Regions from separate parts of the Mus musculus genome. Here region 2 is linked to region 1. The links are chromatin loops, found by intact Hi-C in ENCODE. Cell type or tissue: heart. All regions are shown on one strand. Each heading gives the region's core, and the rest is flanking DNA. Links, peaks and the distances in the headings are about the cores only. Region 1 has its middle 54 kb from the start of Gm22857. Region 2 holds the start of Gm31692 (a long non-coding RNA gene).

What was found. A loop is a pair of places that touch in the nucleus more often than their neighbours do. Peaks named below come from ENCODE experiments on the same cell type or tissue, not always from the same donor. Only the 100,000 strongest peaks of a DNase experiment are listed, where the experiment ranks them.
Region 2: a loop joins it to region 1, with 3.0 times the contacts of the local background. A loop is called at or near these places in 3 of 42 quality-filtered maps.

The regions. Positions count from the first base shown.
Region 1 is chr8:47,382,273-47,390,272 of GRCm38, forward strand. It overlaps a transcript of Stox2 not described here. Among named protein-coding and RNA genes, the nearest start is that of Gm22857, 54 kb to the right of the region's middle. In heart, for the core only: a CTCF peak has its summit at 3,763 (motif pointing left); a DNase peak (open chromatin) is centred at 6,059.
Region 2 is chr8:47,688,861-47,699,430 of GRCm38, forward strand. Gm31692 (a long non-coding RNA gene) reads right to left here and starts at 6,536. Exons shown (of 6, transcript XR_003947547.1): 1 at 6,208-6,536; 2 at 1-1,319. Gm31638 (a long non-coding RNA gene) reads left to right here. Exons shown (of 3, transcript XR_378945.3): 2 at 1,880-1,973; 3 at 10,393-10,570. In heart, for the core only: CTCF peaks have their summits at 1,295 (motif pointing right) and 4,464 (motif pointing left); a DNase peak (open chromatin) is centred at 2,111; H3K4me3 peaks cover 900 bases; H3K27ac peaks cover 720 bases.

The DNA of each region.
Region 1 (8,000 bases), core at 1-8,000:
AAGTCAGAGATCTGCCTGCCTCTGCCTTTCAAGTGCTAGAATTAAAGGCGTGCATGCCCGCACTGTATGAAATTTTAAGTGTGTTATGTACTGTACTTCATTTTATGTTACTATCACCAAATATCTGAAGCTGGATAATTAATAAAGGAAAGAAGTTTACCTAGCTTATAGTTTTAGAGGTAGAAAGTCCAAGCATCATAGATTGGGCTCTGTCAATCATAATGGCATCATGGCTGAATCATCTCATGATAGATGGCACCAAGGCAGTAGACAAATGGACAGACAGATGATAGATAGATAGATAGATAGATAGATAGATAGATAGATAGATATAGATAGACAGACAGATAGACAGATATACACATACATATAGACAGATATAGATGATATAGAGATAGACAGAGATGAGGAAGAGATCATGTGGTAAGAAAGGAAGCCAGGCAGTGTATGATGGTTTGTATATGCTTGGGCCAGGGAGTGGTCTGATTAGAAGGTGTGACCCCTGTTGGAGTAGGTGTGTCACTGTGGGTGTGGGCTTTAAGACCCTCATCCTAGCTGCCTGAAAGTCAGTTTTCTGCTAGCAACCTTCAGATGAAGATGTAGAACTCCAAGCTCCTCCAGCACCATGCCTGCCTGGACGCTGCCACGTTCCCACTTTGGTGATAATGGACTGAACCTCTGAACCTGTAAGCCAGCCCCAATGAAATGTTGTCCTTGTAAGAGTTGCCTTGGTCATGGTGTCTGTTCACAGCCGTGAAACCCTAACAAAGACAGAGTGCTAGCGTCTCATGAGAACAGCCATGATCTTTCCCAAGAGGACACCCTGCAAGGAGCAATGACCTAGCACAAGGAAGAGTCTTAGCTCCACCACTTTTCTCTTTTTAACTGACAGGCAATAATTGCACATATCTGTGGATGACAGCATAATAACTCAATATATAAATAATGTCATACAATGTTGACATATGGTAGAAATGGGACCCACATTTTTAAAAATGCAACCTTTTTATTTACAGCAAAATGGGTGGAATTGGTAGACATCGTTTTAAGTAAAAGAAGACAGGAAGACGGTTTCCCCCACAAGTGAATGCAAAAGAAACTGACCTCAAGAGTGGAACATTGACCCCCCCCCCCCCCCGGAGGTTGGAAAGGGTGGGGGATGAGGAATAGAGGCAGGTTGGAGAATGGATGTCAAGATGTGAGCAGAGGAGGAGTCAGGTCCAGTTCTATAGCACAGCAGAGTGACTATCGATGGTTGACAGTGACCAAGACCTCTACTCATAAAGACATCAGGAGATGGAAGGCAGTTTGCCCTGACCAGCACCAATGGTCTAACACAAGAACTTCCGGAAAGTCCACCTTCTCTAAGCCTCAGCCACCCAGTGTCACTCGGATCCATAGGAAAACCTACTGCTAGACCCAAGCAGATGGAAAAGTAACCGCCTTGTACACAGATGCTCTCCAGGAACAGACAAACACAGCAGTGGGCTTTGCAGCTGTAACACTGAGACGCAAAAGAGAAACAGCGTTGAGCTGAAAGCTTTGGCTAAAAGGAACTGAAACTCCCTCTTCCCACGATCTCCAACCTCTTGCTGCGACAAACAACACACAATCGTGCCACCATCTTAAAGACTATTGAACCGAGATTCATGGTTTTAACTTTAAAAAAAAAAAAAATTCAAAGTATGTTGGAAGACAAGTTTTAGAGTATAACAGACTCACTCGGTATCTCAAAGGCAATGTAATCAACTCCTGATTTGGTTTTGATCGTAGTTTATAAGGAGCCTGGAAAGTTACTCAGACAAAAATGAAATTTAATTTCTGTCACCAAAGAGAAAAATGAATATAGACTTAATAGAAGGATACCACTTCTTTGGGCAGGACAGGAGTAAAAGTTTATTTTTTTATAAAATCTCTCATTTCTTAATTCCTGCTGGCAAGATAACTTCTGAAGAGTTTCAGTCAGCTTCACAAATGCCCTTAGAAAACAGCAGAGTAAGCAATCTGCCATTCTAATCCCCTAGCTGGCACCAAAGCCAAGTTGCCTCCCTTCTCACGCCTGTCACAGATGAAATGAACTTTAATGAAACTCATGTGTACAGTAGCAGATTGGGTTCCAGGGGTGTGTGTGTGTGTGTGTGTGTGCACGCGTGCGCGTGTGTATAGATTACCCATGATTCTCTGTCTAGTTTTAAAAGGTGGTCTCAGTTAAATATTATATATTCCACTAAGCTTAAGGCAAGTCCCAGTACTCTACACTGAAACTTGCAAGCAAGATTCCTCCCCCAACACACACCCTGCAAACAGAGTGTATGATCTTAAAGCAAGCAGAAATATCTCACTAAACTTCATTTTTCCAGTCACTAAATGGCAGCTCAGTTGGCAAGAAGTTTTCAGTGTGTAGGGCCAGACAGAATAATAAACACACATATCAAAAAACTGAAACCTGGGTACCTGAAAAAATGGATCCGTAGTTCAGAGCACATGCTGCTCTTCCATGGGACACAGTTAGGTTCCCTGAACCCACAGCAGGCAGACAGCTTGCCGCTCCTTGTGACTCAAGGCCCAGAGGGTCTGACACCCTCTTCTACTGTCCTTGCACCAGGTACTCATGTGGTACACATACACAGGCAAGCAAATGCTCATAACATATAAATAAATAAGTCACTTAGAACAACACCCTGAGACCTGTCAGCCATTGGGTTGTCTCCAATGCATAGCTCACCCCACCACCCTCACTCCACCTAGGCAAAGAAGCGGTTATCGTTGCTTAGCGAAGCACACCCTCAAGTGTCTATGAACATTCATTTAAGGAGCAAGTCAACATGGTGATGTTCCAGATGTCATTCAAAGAAGCAGCGAGAGGAAGGGGTGGAGACGATGAGGGAAAGGGAGAAAGAAGACAGGCATGACAGCCCAGCAAGGAGGTGCCCAGCACATGCCACACACCAGCCCCGGGCTTCTCCCTAGGGTGGTTTCTTCCTCCTTCCCCATCTCCATCAGTAGCTTTATCTTGCGTCAATCACCAAGACATAACTCTAGAGATAAAAGGAGCCAAGAGAGGGTGTTTTTCTGAGTCCAATCAATCACCATGGCCAGATGACAGCACCGGGAGATTATCTCTCGCCACCCTCTAACTGTGTCTTGCAAAACAGACGCATGGAGAAAACAGTAAATCAAGTGCCATAACACACAGAACCTCCAGGCACGCTGCTTTGAAAACCATTACTACGGGCTGAGGTGAGGGCTCCCTGTCTAAGAGCGCACACTGTTCTTCCATGTGAGTTAGGTTGCCAGGAGTCACGTCAAGCCGCTCACAACTATCTGTAGCTCCAGCTCAGAGGGCCCCGGTGAACTCTTCTGGCCACCACATGCACCTGCATACATGGGCCATTCACTCACACAGACATACACACATGCACATAAATAAAAATAAGAAGAAACCTTCCGGGTTTGTTTGTTTGTTTATTTCTAAGACAGCGTCCCACTATGTAACCCCAGCTGTCCTAGGTATACCAGGCTGGCCTCGAACTCATAGAGATCTACCTGCCTATTACCAAAGTTCTGCAATAAAAGGCATGAACCCCTAACCCCAGCTCAAGAAAAAAAAATTTTTAAACATTATTAAAGCTAGCTATTTAGGGCTGGAGAGGTAGCTCAAAGGTTAAGAGCACTGTTTGCTCTTTCAGAGGTCCTGAGTTCAATTCCCAGCAAACGACATGGTGGCTCACAACCATCTGTAATGGGGGATCTGATGCCCTCTGCTGGCCTGCAGGCATAAGTGCAGGCAGAACACTGTATACTAAATAAATAAATAAATAAATCTTTTTTTAAAAAACTGAGCTATTTTTGTTTGATTACTAACTTAAACAAATAAACTACCAAAATAAATGTTTAAAAACTGAATAGTTTATATTAAAAGAAGCTTATATTAAAGATATACTTTTAGGTGTGATGACAGCATAAACTTTAAGTAAAAGTTACAAGGTATTTATGGTTTCAGAAAAGATCCATGAGATCCACTTCTACATAAAGAATGGAGACAAAGGAATAGGAGGAAGTGCCTAGGACAAAGATAGCCCATACGCTATCCTGGGAGGTGAGATGGTAGAAGCTCATTATGTCCTATGTCCATTTGTCCTGCTTAGTTTTGCTGTCAACTTGATACTCTGTGGAAGAGGCACCCTCCTTTGAAGAGTTGCCTATATCAGACAGCATGTCTGTGGGAGCATTCTCTTGACGTAGGAGGGCCTAGCCCACTGTGGGCAGTGCCATCCCTTAGGCAGGTGAGCCTGGGATGAATGAGAAAGGGAGCAAGCCAATGAGCAGTGGTCCTCCATAATCTATACTCTAGCTTCTGCCTCCAGCTCCCTGCCTTGAGTGAGGTGGCGGTTTTCTGTAAACTGAAAGAAACCCTTGCCTGCCCTAAGTTGGTTTTATCACAGCAACGACAGCAAACCAGAACGCTGCTCACCGTGATATTTTTCATAACAATACACTATCTTCAGCTTTAATTTAAAATAGATTTTTAATTTTAACCCAAGTACAGGTTGCAGCAGGCTTTCCGAGTTTAAATGCTAGATGTGGTAACTGGGAACGGGGCGAGGCTTCCTTTACGACTCTACCTCACTTTCCTCTTCTGGTGCTGATCCTGGCGCCTGTGTCAGCTTTGCTGAGAGGGCCAGACGAGTCATGTCATCTGTAACTCCAGTTATTTGCAAAGCCACTGCCTCTCTTGCTAGCATCCCAGCATCTCTAGTGTGCTTGGTAAGAATGCACAGGGACAGAAAGCATCCTTTCTTCTGCCAGGATCTTTTGGTCCTGTTGGGGTAAACATTATGTGGGGGTTTCTACCCCATCTTAGATCATTTAGTTCCCAATTAAAAGACATGACATTTTTATACTTATAATAAGCCTTAAAGCTTTAGATCTGGGTAGATGACAACCTTCTATGCTAGTCTATTTCCCTGTCAGTAAGCCCAAGATAAAACTTGCCATGTTCTGCCCTGGGCCACTCCTACTCCAGCAGGCCGAGCTCACGGTCACACACTCGTGATCCACCTATGCTATGGCGTCTTCCTCCTCCTCCTCCCTCTCCTCAACCCCCAAGCCCAGAACCGAAGCTCCAAAGCTCCATCTCCCTTTCTTCTTCCCCGCTACCAGCCAGGAGCATCTTTATTAACCAATAGTTATAAATTAAGGAGCAAGGTTTGCACAACAAAAGCTGGCAAACGTGAGAATCCACTCCTCTTGAGGCAACTAGATCCCGGGACACAGAATTCAGCATTACAATACATGGCAAACCTCAGCATGGTTTAATGGTGGATTGCAAATGGGAAGGAGAAAAATAAAGTTGAGTTACCCAGATACTGAATGGCTGAAAGAGCCTCACTTTCACCTTCTTCTACTGTCTGAATTACTGCCATTCTTGGTCCCAGAGAATCTTCTAGAACAACTGTTCTCAACCTGTGGATTTCAACCCCTGTGGCAAACCTCTATCCCCAAAACGATTTACATCATGATTCATAACAGTAGCAAAACTACAGTCATGATGTAGCAACAAAATAGCTTCTCGGTTGGGGTTCAGCACAGCACGAAGAACTGTATTAAGGGGTCACGGCCTTGGCAAGGTTGAGAACCACTGCTCTAGCACAGGTCTGCCTTGGGAGCCAACAGCTTTCTGTTGCTTGCTTCTTCCAGCCCAACCCCCTCTGCCTACTTTCCTCCCAATGGCCTTGTGTTCCCATCCTACCTACTAAACCTGATGGAAGCTACAGCCGGGACTACACAGCCAAGGCCCTGGGGGGAGGGGCAGACATGCCCAACCTGTGCTAGCTCAACGGAGAGATAGCTTCTTATACACACACTGATGAAACGCAAGCCTCTGCCTAGAATCAGCTCCCTGCGAAAGCTGCCTCGGACCTGAGGTGATCCCGCCAGTCTGAAGCCCAGTGTGAGCTCACCTGACTATCCTGTACTAGGAAATGGTGATTGATCTGAAGGGTGACCCGGGAGACGATGCGATCTTTAGGAGCAGGATCAACTGGAAAAGGCAGGTCATTAGAGGCTTGTTCCTGAAGGAGATATTGGGAGCCTCACCCTTTCCTGTCCCTCCCCCCTTCCTTCCTGGACACTACGAGGGGAAACACCTTTGCCCCCATGCATATCCCATTGTGATGTGCCGGCCCCCACCGCAGGCCTAAAACAGAGAAGACCTGTGTCCTCGAACAGAAGCCTTTCACACCGAGAGCCAGTTGAACTCTTTCCTCCTCACAAGATGCGTACCTCAGGTACTTGATCATAGAGGCAGAGAGCCAGCTTAGCCCTTCGTCCCCTCTGCAACGCATTCTGACGTTTAACTACCTGCCTACAGTTATCTGAGCTCCCAGGTAAAACCTTGCACACTGAGGAGCTAGAACCACACGCATAGCATCGTCTGCATCCCCCACGGTGCCTAGAATCGGCATAGCAGGTCATATGCACTCCACGCTCCATTAGCTCAAATACCCTCAAATTCCTAAAACTGCACATTTTTTTTTTTGCTTTCATCTGGTTTCCTGCACAGAAAATAATATAAACTTTACTTGTCATTTTGCCAAATAGAAACACCCCACTGACCCTACTTCCACCCCCACCCTCCACCCCCAGCAATCACAATGCTGTTTTGTGGTCATTTATTTAAAATTTAGCCTTTCACCCCTTCCACTCAGCCTTTTCCAATCAGATGTGACTGAAGTTTACTTGAGGAGACACGGTCTGTGTACTAGGAAAGTAAAATAGGATCCAATGGAAGCAGAGAATGGGAAAGAATTTGTTTTGAAATAGAGGGGATGGGCTGGGGTTGTAGCTTGGTTGAAGAGATTGCTGGCCTTGAATGTGCAAAGCCCTGGGTTTAACTTCTAGCACCATAAAAACTAGCCACCTAAAATCCCAGCACTGGGGAGGTAGAGGCAAGAGGACCATCCTTAGCTATATAACAAACTGGAGGGCAGCCTGAGCTACATGAGACCTTCTCAAAATTTAAAATAGCCACCACCCTCACCCCACCCCACCCCCACCCCACCCCCACCCCTGAAGTACATGAGAACACACGCCCTTAATTCCAGCACTAGGCAGAAGAGGTAGGCAGTTCTCTGTAAGTCTGAGGCCAACCTGGCCTACATATTGAGTTCCAGGCTAGCCAGGGCTACACAGTGAGACCCTATCTCAAAAAGTAAAATATAACAGGAAGACGATTCAGTGCACGTTCTGGGTTTAGATTCCCAACACCCGTTAAACAGTCAGATGTGCTTCACATGATAACCTTGCTCTGGAAGGGCAAACATAGGCAGGTCCTGGATACTCAGTGGGCAGCTAGCCAAGCCAAAAGTGGCCAGTGCCAAGTTCAGTGAGAGACCTTGTCTCAAAAAGATAGGATGGAGGGAGACAGATTAAGGTACTAGACTCAACCTCTGGCCTCTACATATGTGCATACAGCAGCAATACACACACACACATGCACCTGCATTCAGGAACACAAACTCACCCATGTACATACAGGAATGCACATACATGTGTGTACAGGAACACAGAGATGTGTATACAAGAATATGCGTGCGTATAAAGTAAAAGACACACACGTGTGCATACAGGAACAAAACCAGATATACCCTAGTTAGTTGATTAAAATGAAATGAGAGAAGCATTGGAGCCCAACAACATGGTTACGTAACGCTGCTAAACTTAACACTCTCTGCTTTCCCCCAGTTTGCAGAGCCACAGCAAAGGGGACCTTGTAAAAAATAAATAAATAAATAAATAAATAAATAAATAAATAATCACTCCTCACAGAAAGTTGGTAGCCAGTTTCACAAGATGCACGGCTACGCACGTCGTAACTATTTGGGGTTGTGATCAAGTCCCAGGATGCATGTGAGGGACGACGGTGGATTAATGTTACGCCATTTTTAACATCACTCCATACAGTAATTTACAATATGCCCAGGGATCGACTGCATCCT
Region 2 (10,570 bases), core at 1,225-9,224, 310 kb after region 1:
GGAGCCGGCTCAGTGGGTGAACCCCTAGTGAGGCCCTGAGTTTGGATCCCTAGAGTCCATGTGAAGCCCACAGGCTCACATCTGCAATTCTGGAGCTCCTAGGTCAACAAGAGGGCCTGTCTCAAACAAGGTGAACGGCTAGAGCCCACAGCCCAGTCCGTGCTCTGACCTCCAAACACGCACTGTGACACACATGTGCACACATACTGTTATGTATTTTCTGATGGACATAGAAAAGTGAATGGTGGTGCACGCCTCTCATCCCAGCACTCTGGGCAGATTCAGGTGGACCTCTGGGAGTTCAAGCGCAGCTTGGTCTGTACAGAAAACTGTAGGCCAGCCAAGACAACATAGGGAGACCCTGTGCCTTAGGATTTCAGTTGCTGCAATGAAACACCGTGACTAAAAACTAGTTGGGGAGGAAAGGGTGTATTTGGCTTACACCTGCACATCGGTAGTCAATCACTGAAGAAAGTCAGGCCAGTAACTCCCACAGGGCAGGAACCTGGAGGGCAGGGCTGGAGCTGATGCAGAGGCCGTGGAGGGGTGCTGGCTTCCTTCCCAGACAGCTTTCTAATAGGACTTAGGACCATCAGCCCAGGGATAACACCATCCACAATGGGCTGGGCCCTCCCCCATCAATCACTAAATAAGACAATGCCCTCCAGACTGATCTTTTGAAGGCATTTTCTCAACAGAGGCTCCCTCCTAACTGACGACTCTAGCTTGTGTCAAGTTGATATCAAACTAGCCAGTATCAAACTAGCATGGCATGGCATCCACATCCGTACCCAGTAGGGACTGAAGGATGCTGAAAGGACCTGGAGGCCAGATATGCTTTGATATGTTAAATAGGCGCCTCAGCCTTGGCCCTGATTTGAAACTTAGCAGGAAGGGACAGGGCACAGTCACAATTTGAACGGAGCAAAACCAAACTTCAACTGTGTAACTGCAGTGTCCAGTGTCTGGGAGTCACTCAAGATCTTCTGGGCTCCTCCAGGGCTTGGGCCACTTCTCTGGATCCACCCTCTGCAGCTCACGCAGCCCGTCTCCTAGGCTTTGGATAGCTCCCCTCCACTGCTGCTGCTGTTCTCGGTGGTCATCCCATGGTACTGGCATCTCCAAAACGCTGGGATCTGGTGCTGTAGTCAGACATCGACTGAACACTGAAGGCGGGTCTTCACTTCCTAATAAAAGTCTATTTTCCTGTGCTAGAAAGATGACTCAGCGGTTAAGGGCACTTATGACTCTCGCAGAGGGGCCTCTGTTTGATTCCCAGTACCCACAAGGTGGCGCACAACCATCTGCAGTATGAATACCTGAAAGAAAAAGAAATCTAAAAAACCTCTTGAAAGGTCAACTATCTTGGTGTAAGTGAAAACTATTTTGATATTACAAATAGCATTGATTGGGGGTAGACGTTGTTTTACATAAACAGAAATAAGTTTGAGGCCAACCTGGATTACTTGAGAACATATGTCAAAACAAATAAAGTACTTATACTACTGTCATATTTCTGCCCAACACTTTTTCTACTGTGTATCTTTTTATAATTAAATTTACAACGTATATATTAATTTGCATTTAAATGATGGGTAAATAAAATTCCATCATTTGAAAACAGTCCTGTCCTTGGTTATTCGGATTGGTTTTAGACTTTTTCTTAAATATAAGGGTTAAATGGCCATCTCATGCTTATCAATTTTTCTCTAGTTTTAAAAAATATTTCCTTAGTAGACGACCCTTGGGAGAAGACAACTAGGTAGGCGCTCTAATCGCCGGTGGGCTCTTCTCTTCTGCATTCCAGTTTGCACCAAAACCGATTGCTTCCCTTAGCGCCTTTTGTTTTCTCACTGTGGGATTTCCTATTTTTCTGCAGTGGCACTGACAGTCAGCACAATGGCCCCTGCGGTTCTAAGCCACAGTTCTACTTAAAAGAGAAACCCTAAATTTGCATCTGGACTTCTGCTGCGGTAAGTTACCGAAAGCTAAGTAAAGGAAACCCAGGAAAAGTGAGAGTCAGGACGCTAGCTTGTCGGAACACCTTCCCCACCTTCGGTCGAGACTGGGTCTCTTCCTGGCAAGAGGGGATACTTTGACAAAGGGAACAAAGGACAGGCTGGGCGCTTGCCCGGTCCTGTGACGAAATAGCAGGTTTCAGTCCGGCACCTTCCCGTCCCCTTCCTTTCCCATTATTACTTCGCGTGGTTTTATAAATACCCACACCCAGCTTCGTTTTCCTCAAGCACAGGACGTACACTCTTGAAGTTTTTCCTTTAGCTTTGACTCCATCGCCATGAGATTTAAACTCTGAGAAAAGTTTATAACTAGGTGGCTTAACGGGGCGCTGCGCAGGCCTTTAATCCCAGCGCTTGGGAGGGTAGAATTCAAATGGGATCTCTGAATTCAAGTGACAGCCAGGGGTACATAGAGAAACCCTGCCTCGAGAAAAAAAAAAAAAAAGACAGACTTGCCACACAAGGATGAGGGTGTCAGTTCTAGGCCCCAAAATCCACTTAAAATGTTGGACCTGACCAACACTTTATCGGATGGAAAACTGAGGCTGCCGGTCTTGCTGGCCTCACCTAGCTCCGGGCTCAGTGAAAGACCCTGTCTCACAGAGGTCTATATGGTGGAGTGTGGCAAAGCAGACCACCCAATGTCCTCTAGACACGTGCAACAGCACACATACATACACATACACCGCACATATTCATACACACACACACTGTTGAGGCAAACTGCATCTTGTGTTCTGATTTAGCAACAGATATCACGTGATATAATGTGGAGAGATAACAGTGGATATATTGTACTTGTGTTTTATAAAAAGATAAGGCAAGAAGAAATGTGTTTGGTGGCTGTGCGGTGGGGTGCCTCTGCGGGCCCATGCTGAGCCATCCCTTCCCCGTGAGGGACTAGCCACACGACAAGGGCGTTATAGTATAGAATAGAGTTTATTCAGGGCAATGGGGAAGGGAGTTGAGGAAGTAGAGTTAGAGAAAGGCAGAGAGAGAGAGAAAGGAGTAGAGGCGGGCCATGAGCACGTGGGGAGAGAGTGGAGAGGGTAATGGGGGGGGGGGGCGAGCAGGAGCAAGAGGACAGAGCAAGAAAGAGCAGCCCCTTTTATAATGAGCCAGGCACACGCAGCTGTTGCCAGGTAACTGTGGGGCGGAGCCTAGACTACACGCCCACAGTTCTTCCAAAGGACCTGAGTTTAGTTGCCAGCACCCATGTTGGGCAGCTCCACAAGCACCTGTAACTCCAGCTTCAGAGAGATCTGATGCCTGTAGACTCTGAGGGCCCCTGCTCTCATGCGCACACGCGCACACGCACACATCCACACATAATACAGATAAGAGAACCAGAGAACTGACGATACTAACACCTTTACTTTTATTCTCGCTCTGGGTACTACTTCGAGAGCACTTGTACTATAAAGTACTATATATTTTTTTGGCTTGTAGAAACCAATCAAGTAGTCAGAATTTACAGACAACGAAAACTAATAAAAGAGTAAAAGAGGGCATCATTGACTTATGGTGCATTTATTTAGTCGGCACATCAAAAATGTCACTGAAGAATTCAGAATTTCCATCAAAAGGTCATATGTTGTATAATTGTGCAGATAAAAGTTCTCAACACGAGAGCTAAAGGATGAAAATGAATCTCTAAAGATTCATATAAATCTGGATGAAGAACGTGTCAAGGATGTGTGCTCTGAAGGAAGGAAGAGAAGGCACAGAAAACCGGAGTGTCTACAGAAAGAATGGCTAATGGTGACAGTAATCAGAACCTCTGTGAACTGTCATCCACCCAAAAGTGAGACTATCAAGTGTGGTAGGGAACAACCCTTACTCCAAGCACTTAGGAGGGAAAGAAAATGGATCTCTACAGGTTCAAGGCCCACCTGCTCTTCATGCTGATCTCCAGGCCAGCCAAGGTTAACATTAGAAAGACAAGGAAGGAAGGAAGGAAGGAAGGAAGGAAGGAAGGAAGGAAGGAAGGAAGGGAGGGAGGGAGGGAGGGAGGGAGGGAGAGGGGAGGGAAGGAGGGAGGGAGGGAGGGAGGGAGAGGAAAGAAACAGGAGGGAGGGAAAGAAAGAAAGAAAGAAAGAAAGAAAGAAAGAAAGAAAGAAAGAAAGAAAGAAAGAAAGAAAGAAAGAAAGGAAGGAAGGAAGGAAGGAAGGAAGGAAGGGAGAAAAAGAAAGAAACAAATATGACTAATAGCAGAAATGTAGGTTAGAAAAAAGATGAAAAACTGTGTGTTCAAAAGGAAAAAGCTAACCTATTAGTAAATTTGGAAGCAAAATGTTAAAGTAATCCTAATGTATTTGACACATTAAATGCCCAATATTTGTTTGTTTGTTTGTTTGTTTGTTTGTTTTCCCAAATAAGCCGCCTTCTTTTTCCTTGCTTTTGAAGTTTATTTCTTAGGCAATCGTGCCTGTATGCTGCCCCCTGGTGGCCAAAGGATCTCCTCTTTGGACATTCCACTTATGCCTGAACTTTCTGGGGCAGGATGTTGTAACCCAGGGAACCAAGGGTCTGTTTGTTTGTGCTTTTACCCTAGAAAGAACACTAAAAAGTGAGAGGGTAAAGGAATTTGTTTCTAAGCCTGACAATGTGAGTTTAATTACCTGAAGGGTCCAAAGGGTACCCCATTTCCCTCTAAAAGGGCAGGCCCCACAGACTTGGTCCAACATTGAGACTAGGCTCAGTGCAAACTGGACTTCAGAAACCAAGAAGGATTTCTGATGGTTAGATTAAAGCCAACCTTCCTTGGGAATTTATGAAATAGGCTCCCACCAAAAGGAGTCATTTCCCTTGCCTCTGGCAGAAGAAATGTGGCTCTTCATTGGTTTATACCTGTGACAGCTGTCAGCATATCCAAGTCCATATTGGCTTCCCGGCCCCTTCAGTGCCTATTCACAAGCACCCATTACACATTTCCAAGCCCCATGCTAGCTAGCATCCTGGCCATTCTCACCCCAGATGTCCATTCGTTGTAAGGACAAGCTTTATCTCCCACAACCCCCACCACTACCCTCCATTTCCCCCACTCCAGTTGCCCCCCTCCCGTCTGTCCATGCACACACACACACACACACACACACACACCCAAACACACAAAAAACACACGGAAAAACTGCCATGAAATAAAAAATGATGAGTAAGTTCTGGGTTCAGTCTCCAACAGTGGAGGAGAAAAAGAAAAAATAGCAGAGTCTGGTTTAAAACTTATTTTAGCATGGTGGTGGTGGTACACGGTTTTAATCCCAGCACTTAGGAGGCAGAGGCAGGTAGATCTCTGAGTTCATGGCCAGCCTGGTCTACAGAGCCTGGTCACAGAGATACCTTGTCTCAAACAAACAAACAAACAAACAAATGTAATATAACTCCTCATTATAGTTTTAAATATGGAAGAAAATTACTTTTATTCATAACACATGTTATATACAGTATATCATTCTTTATTACCCCTAAGCATGTTGGTGGTCTTTTAGGGGAACTTGGATGAAAGTTAGAACTCAGTTTTTTCATCTACACTATTGGCATCCTTTAACATATTTAATGCTATTTTTATACTTTTTACTTATTAGCATTTTATTTATTTATTTATTTATTTATTTATACTCTTCCAGAGAATTTAGGTTGAATGGTAGTTCACAAGCATCTGAAACCCCAGTTCCAGGAGAATCTACTCCCCTTTTCTGGCCTCCCCAGTTACCATCATACACATGGTGTGCAAACATGCATGCAGGCAAAACACCCATACACATAAAATTATGTAGATAAATAAATAATAGTTTATAACTAAATAAAATCCTTAAAATTCAAGTTCTCGGGCGGAGCAGAAGATACAAAGCATCGTTCTAGCCATGAAGAGGTGTTGAAAGGTATTTTAACAAATGCTGGTGAGGATGTGGGGGAAGGGGAGTCCTTTCCCTGATGGTGAGTGTGTAAATTAGTGTGACCATTATAAAGATGAGTGTGGACATTTCTCATAAAACCTAAAGAAGACTGTATGTCATCCCTGGACATGAACCCAAAGGGGTCTGTATCCTACAGAGCCGCTTGCACATCTGTGGTCATTCAATAGCTAGGAAATTCAAAATCAGGGATGCATGATCGGAATTATTCCCAGGAAAGTGGGTGGAGCTAGATCACTACCGAGATAACTGGGGCTCAGAAGGACAGAACCTACCCGTTCTCTTTCATACGCAGATCCCAGCTTTGCATGCGTAGATTTGTTTAATTCTGAAGTGTCTATAGAGAACAAGAAACTAGAAAGAGCTCCGGAGAGGGAGGGACGAGCAGAACACACAAGATATGAAATCAGAAGAGCAGGGGATACTGGGAAAGGAAAGGCTTAAGCCAGGACAGGGATGAAGAGACAGGAGGAAGGAGGAGGTGGATGGAAAGATTTAAGCAGGAGATCAGGGGCAAGATGGCTCAGTGGGAAAAAGCCCCTGCCACGCAACCCTGACAACCTGACTCCACAAAGTTGTCTTCTGACCTCCACATGTGTGCTGTGGAACATGCGTGACCACAGACACACACACACATACACACACTAATGTCGTTTATGTAAAACTAAGACTTTTGGATCCTCATATATCCTGTGGTTACTTAATTCTAAAATGTACTTTTTAAAAAAGGAATTTTGAGCTGAGGCATTGAGGATAACGCCACGCCCACAAGCCCTGGGATTATTCAACAAAAACCCTAGTGAGTCTAGGTTCTGACAAGCTGGTATTTAAAACTAGCCATCTGTAGTGGATTTTTTTTTTCAACTTGACTAAGCTGAAGTTATTTGGGAATCAGGATTCTCAGTTAAGAAAACACCTCCATCAGATTGGCCTCTGGTAAGTCTATGGTGCGTTTTCTTGATAAAGGATTGTTGTGGGAGGGCTGAGAGCCCAGAGCACTGAGGCTAGTGTTATTCTGGGCTGGTGATCCTGGGTTATATAAGAAAGCAAGCAGAGCAAGCCATGAGGAGCAAGCCAGTAATCAGCATTCCTCCATGTCCTCTGCATCAGCTCCTGCCTCCAGCATCCTGCACGAGTTCCCACCTTGATTTCCCTCAATGATGGACTGTGGTATGGAGGTGTAAAGCAAATTAACTCTTTCTTTTCTGAGATGCTTTGGCCCAAAGGTCAGAAGGGTTTATCAGATCAACAGAAAGCACACTAAGACACCATCACTGCACCAAAATGCAGAGCATAACAAAACAGAGACCAACTTGGGAAGGGTTATTGCATGGCCCTGTTCTAGGTAGCAAAGTATGCAACTGAGGTTGGAGTATTTGTGTAATTGAACGTGACCGTCCTGAACAAGCTCAACATGATGGTGTGCCTTCTTGCTACCATGGTGGTGGCATGACTGTTGCTGTAGATAGTAAGACATTCAACCGAAATGGCTAAGCCATGTTGGAGTGTCACGGAGAGCATCCCACGGTGAGTAGCATCCACCATGTGAGTGTAAGGATGCCCTGAAATTGACTGAATGACAGGAGAATACATTGCCATCCCTGAGAGCATCGTATATGGGACAAGACTGCTGACAAGCAGTCATGTTGATGTGGCTACTCCTGGGCATAAAGGGACTTGCAACCGAGGACAAGATGGTCCTGAGGGGAGGTGTGCTCATGTAAGGGAGGCGTCTAAAAGGGAAAGGGACGTATGGACAGCATCCTCCATATTGTCCCCTGATTCAAGTAAATTGTATGGAAGAGATGATGAAATGGAGGGGCTGGCTGCTTCTTACATCTGGATAAGGGCAGGGCAGCAAAAAGAGAGTTCCGCTGGGCAGTGGTGGCACATGCCTTTAATCCCAGCACTTGGGAGGCAGAAGCAGGCAGATTTCTGAGTTCGAGGCCAGAACCCATGGGAAGGTCTGGGTGGTGAAGATGGAGGAAGCAGGAAGAAGTGAGAGAAGATACTCCCTGAGTCGGCTCCTCAATATGGAAGAAGCGAAAATCCGTGATTCAGCATACAGAGGAGGGCTTTGGTAATGGCCTGGGACAGGAAACTCTGATGGCCAAGGACTACTCTACCTCTGAACTGCTTGAACTGGGAAAGACTTTTTAAGCTAGAGGAACTTTTCACAACCTGGTTTGTGAGATTGTGGACACGCAGGCAGATAGAAACAGTCTAAGTATCACAGAAGCAGAGGAACTAAGTTATAGTTCTCATAGAACTCATCCTCCCTTGAAACAAAGACCACTTTAGCTGAGACAATATGAGGGAAACGGGCCTCTGCCGGATTGGCTTATAGGAATCATCAAGGACACTCGGTTATTGCTAGCTAAAGTCCCTGCCGATACTGGGGACTGGAAGATAATAAGGGAGGCTTGAGACAAGCAAGTTTGATGCCCAGTCCTAGTGGGACTGATAGGATTATGGTTACAGGAGAACTAAGAAAATGGCTCAGCAGAGACCTCGGGACTTGTCTTAGCTGTGATAAAATGCCACGACCAAAGGCAACTTATAAAAGAAAGAGTTTAATTGGTCTTACTGTTCCAGAAGATTAGAGTCTCTGGTGGCAAAGCAAGGGCATGGCAGCAGGAGCTGAGAGCTTACATATCAACCCCTAAACAGGGAGAGAGCAGGCACACGGGAAAATAGAGTCTTTTGTAACTCTGTCTCTAGCTCTACTTCCTCCAACAAGGCCACACCTCCAAATCCTTCCTAAACAATTACACTACCCCAAGACTAAGAATTCTAACACATGAGGGCCATTCTCATCCACACCACTACAGAACTAGTTTTGAATTCTAAGTGGTTTTGTTGCACGCCTGGTGGAACATGATCTTTATAAGTAAGTAGAGGCAGTGTACAATCATAATAATTCAAATTGGCATGGAGATTGGGTTGATAAATGCTAAAACAATCTAGTGAAGAGAAGGGAAGGGAGTCTCAGACAAAAGGGTCTGCTAGCCTTGCTCAAAGGCTAACATGACAAGATGTGGGCCAATAGGAGTTCCTAGGAGCAAACATTGACAGAAAGCCAAATACTGTGTTGTGAGCTTCTGGAAGGCTAAGACTTGGGCAACAGTTCATTGAAGGCATAAATAACAGAACAAGGCGAGTTGAAAAGACCATGCTTGTCCCAGAGTTGCACAATTACCACCACAGAGTAAGCTGTACTCATTTCTTCTTGCAAAAAGACTATGCTGGTGGGGTAGCCCACTCAGCTGACAAATATGGCTGAGGGAAAGGTAGTGGAAAAAAGCAGGAGTCGTACCTCAATGCTGGTGCAAAGACCGTCTGCTCCATAGAGCCAGCTCTGGCAGCACATGTGTCCCTAAACACCCTTAGTCCTGGGCCATGTTGAGCAGCTTGTGTCAACCCCAGTGGGCCTTCAGTGTGGGACATGCACACAGCTCCATTGTCGCACCCCAGGATAAGAAAGTGGGACGGTTCAAGGAAAATGATTATGGATTATAAACTGCTAAATAAGTACACTCAATCCATCCATCCATTGTTCCCAATATTATTTTTATAAGACAATTGAGAAGGACTGGAACCTTTTCATGTTCTATTGGTCCTTGCTAACATATTTTAGTATCCTCTTTTTTTTTTTTTTTTTTTTTTTTTTTTTGGTTATTCGAGACAGGGTTTCCCTGTGTAGCCCTGGAATCCTGGAACTCACTCTGTAGACCAGGCTGGCCTCAAACTCAGAAATCTGCCTGCCTCTGCCTCCCAAGTGCTGGGATTAAAGGCATGTGCCACCACGCCCGGCCCTTTAGTATCCTCTTAACTACTGACTATACATTCTTGGAATGGAGGGTGGTGGCCTTCAGTGGTCCTTCTCTGTAAAAGCTTTCATTATACAATCCCAATCTTTGAACATCTTATAGATTTGGAAGGCACTAAGACACCAGTTACAGAGCATGACTGGGGAAAAAAAGGCACCCCCAAAAGCCACATGGTTGTCTAAAGCTCAGTGGGAAGGATGGGGTAGTCGTTGGCCAGGGAAGTTCTTTAGTGCAGAAGTTTTCGAAGAGCCACTGTGCCTGGCATGAACTCCAGAGCGGTGATCATTTAGGCCTTGTAGTAATCTCTTATAAACATTCAGTGATTGTTAGCTGAATTTATGGGATTGTTCTTCCGTGGGAATTTCAGAGCCTTAGCATGACCTCAGTCATGAGATTCCTGGCAAACCTGGAATTCTTATAATGACTGTGTTTGCTTAGGTAATGGTTTCCAAGAGGACTCCTAGATCAGGTAAGAGGTTTTTGGTATTTGGGGATTGACTTGCTAAAAAGGCCTTTTGTGTGACAATCAATAAAAGCGCAGGGTAGTTCAGGTTCAGTCCTTCAGACCGTTCCTCCCCTGCTACTAAGAGACCTCAATACATCCTGTAGTGTCTGTCTCTCTTTGATCAGACCCTGTACCTAAGAACACTGATACCCAAGATGATGCAGACTATTGCCGTGGCCGTTGCTTGCACGCTGGAACTGAATGGTAAGAACCTATTGGTGAAGATGTCACCTGCTTCGGTGACAGGATATGGAGAAATGAGACTGGAACTGGGCTAAAAGTTTCCTCCCTGCTGGCTGATCT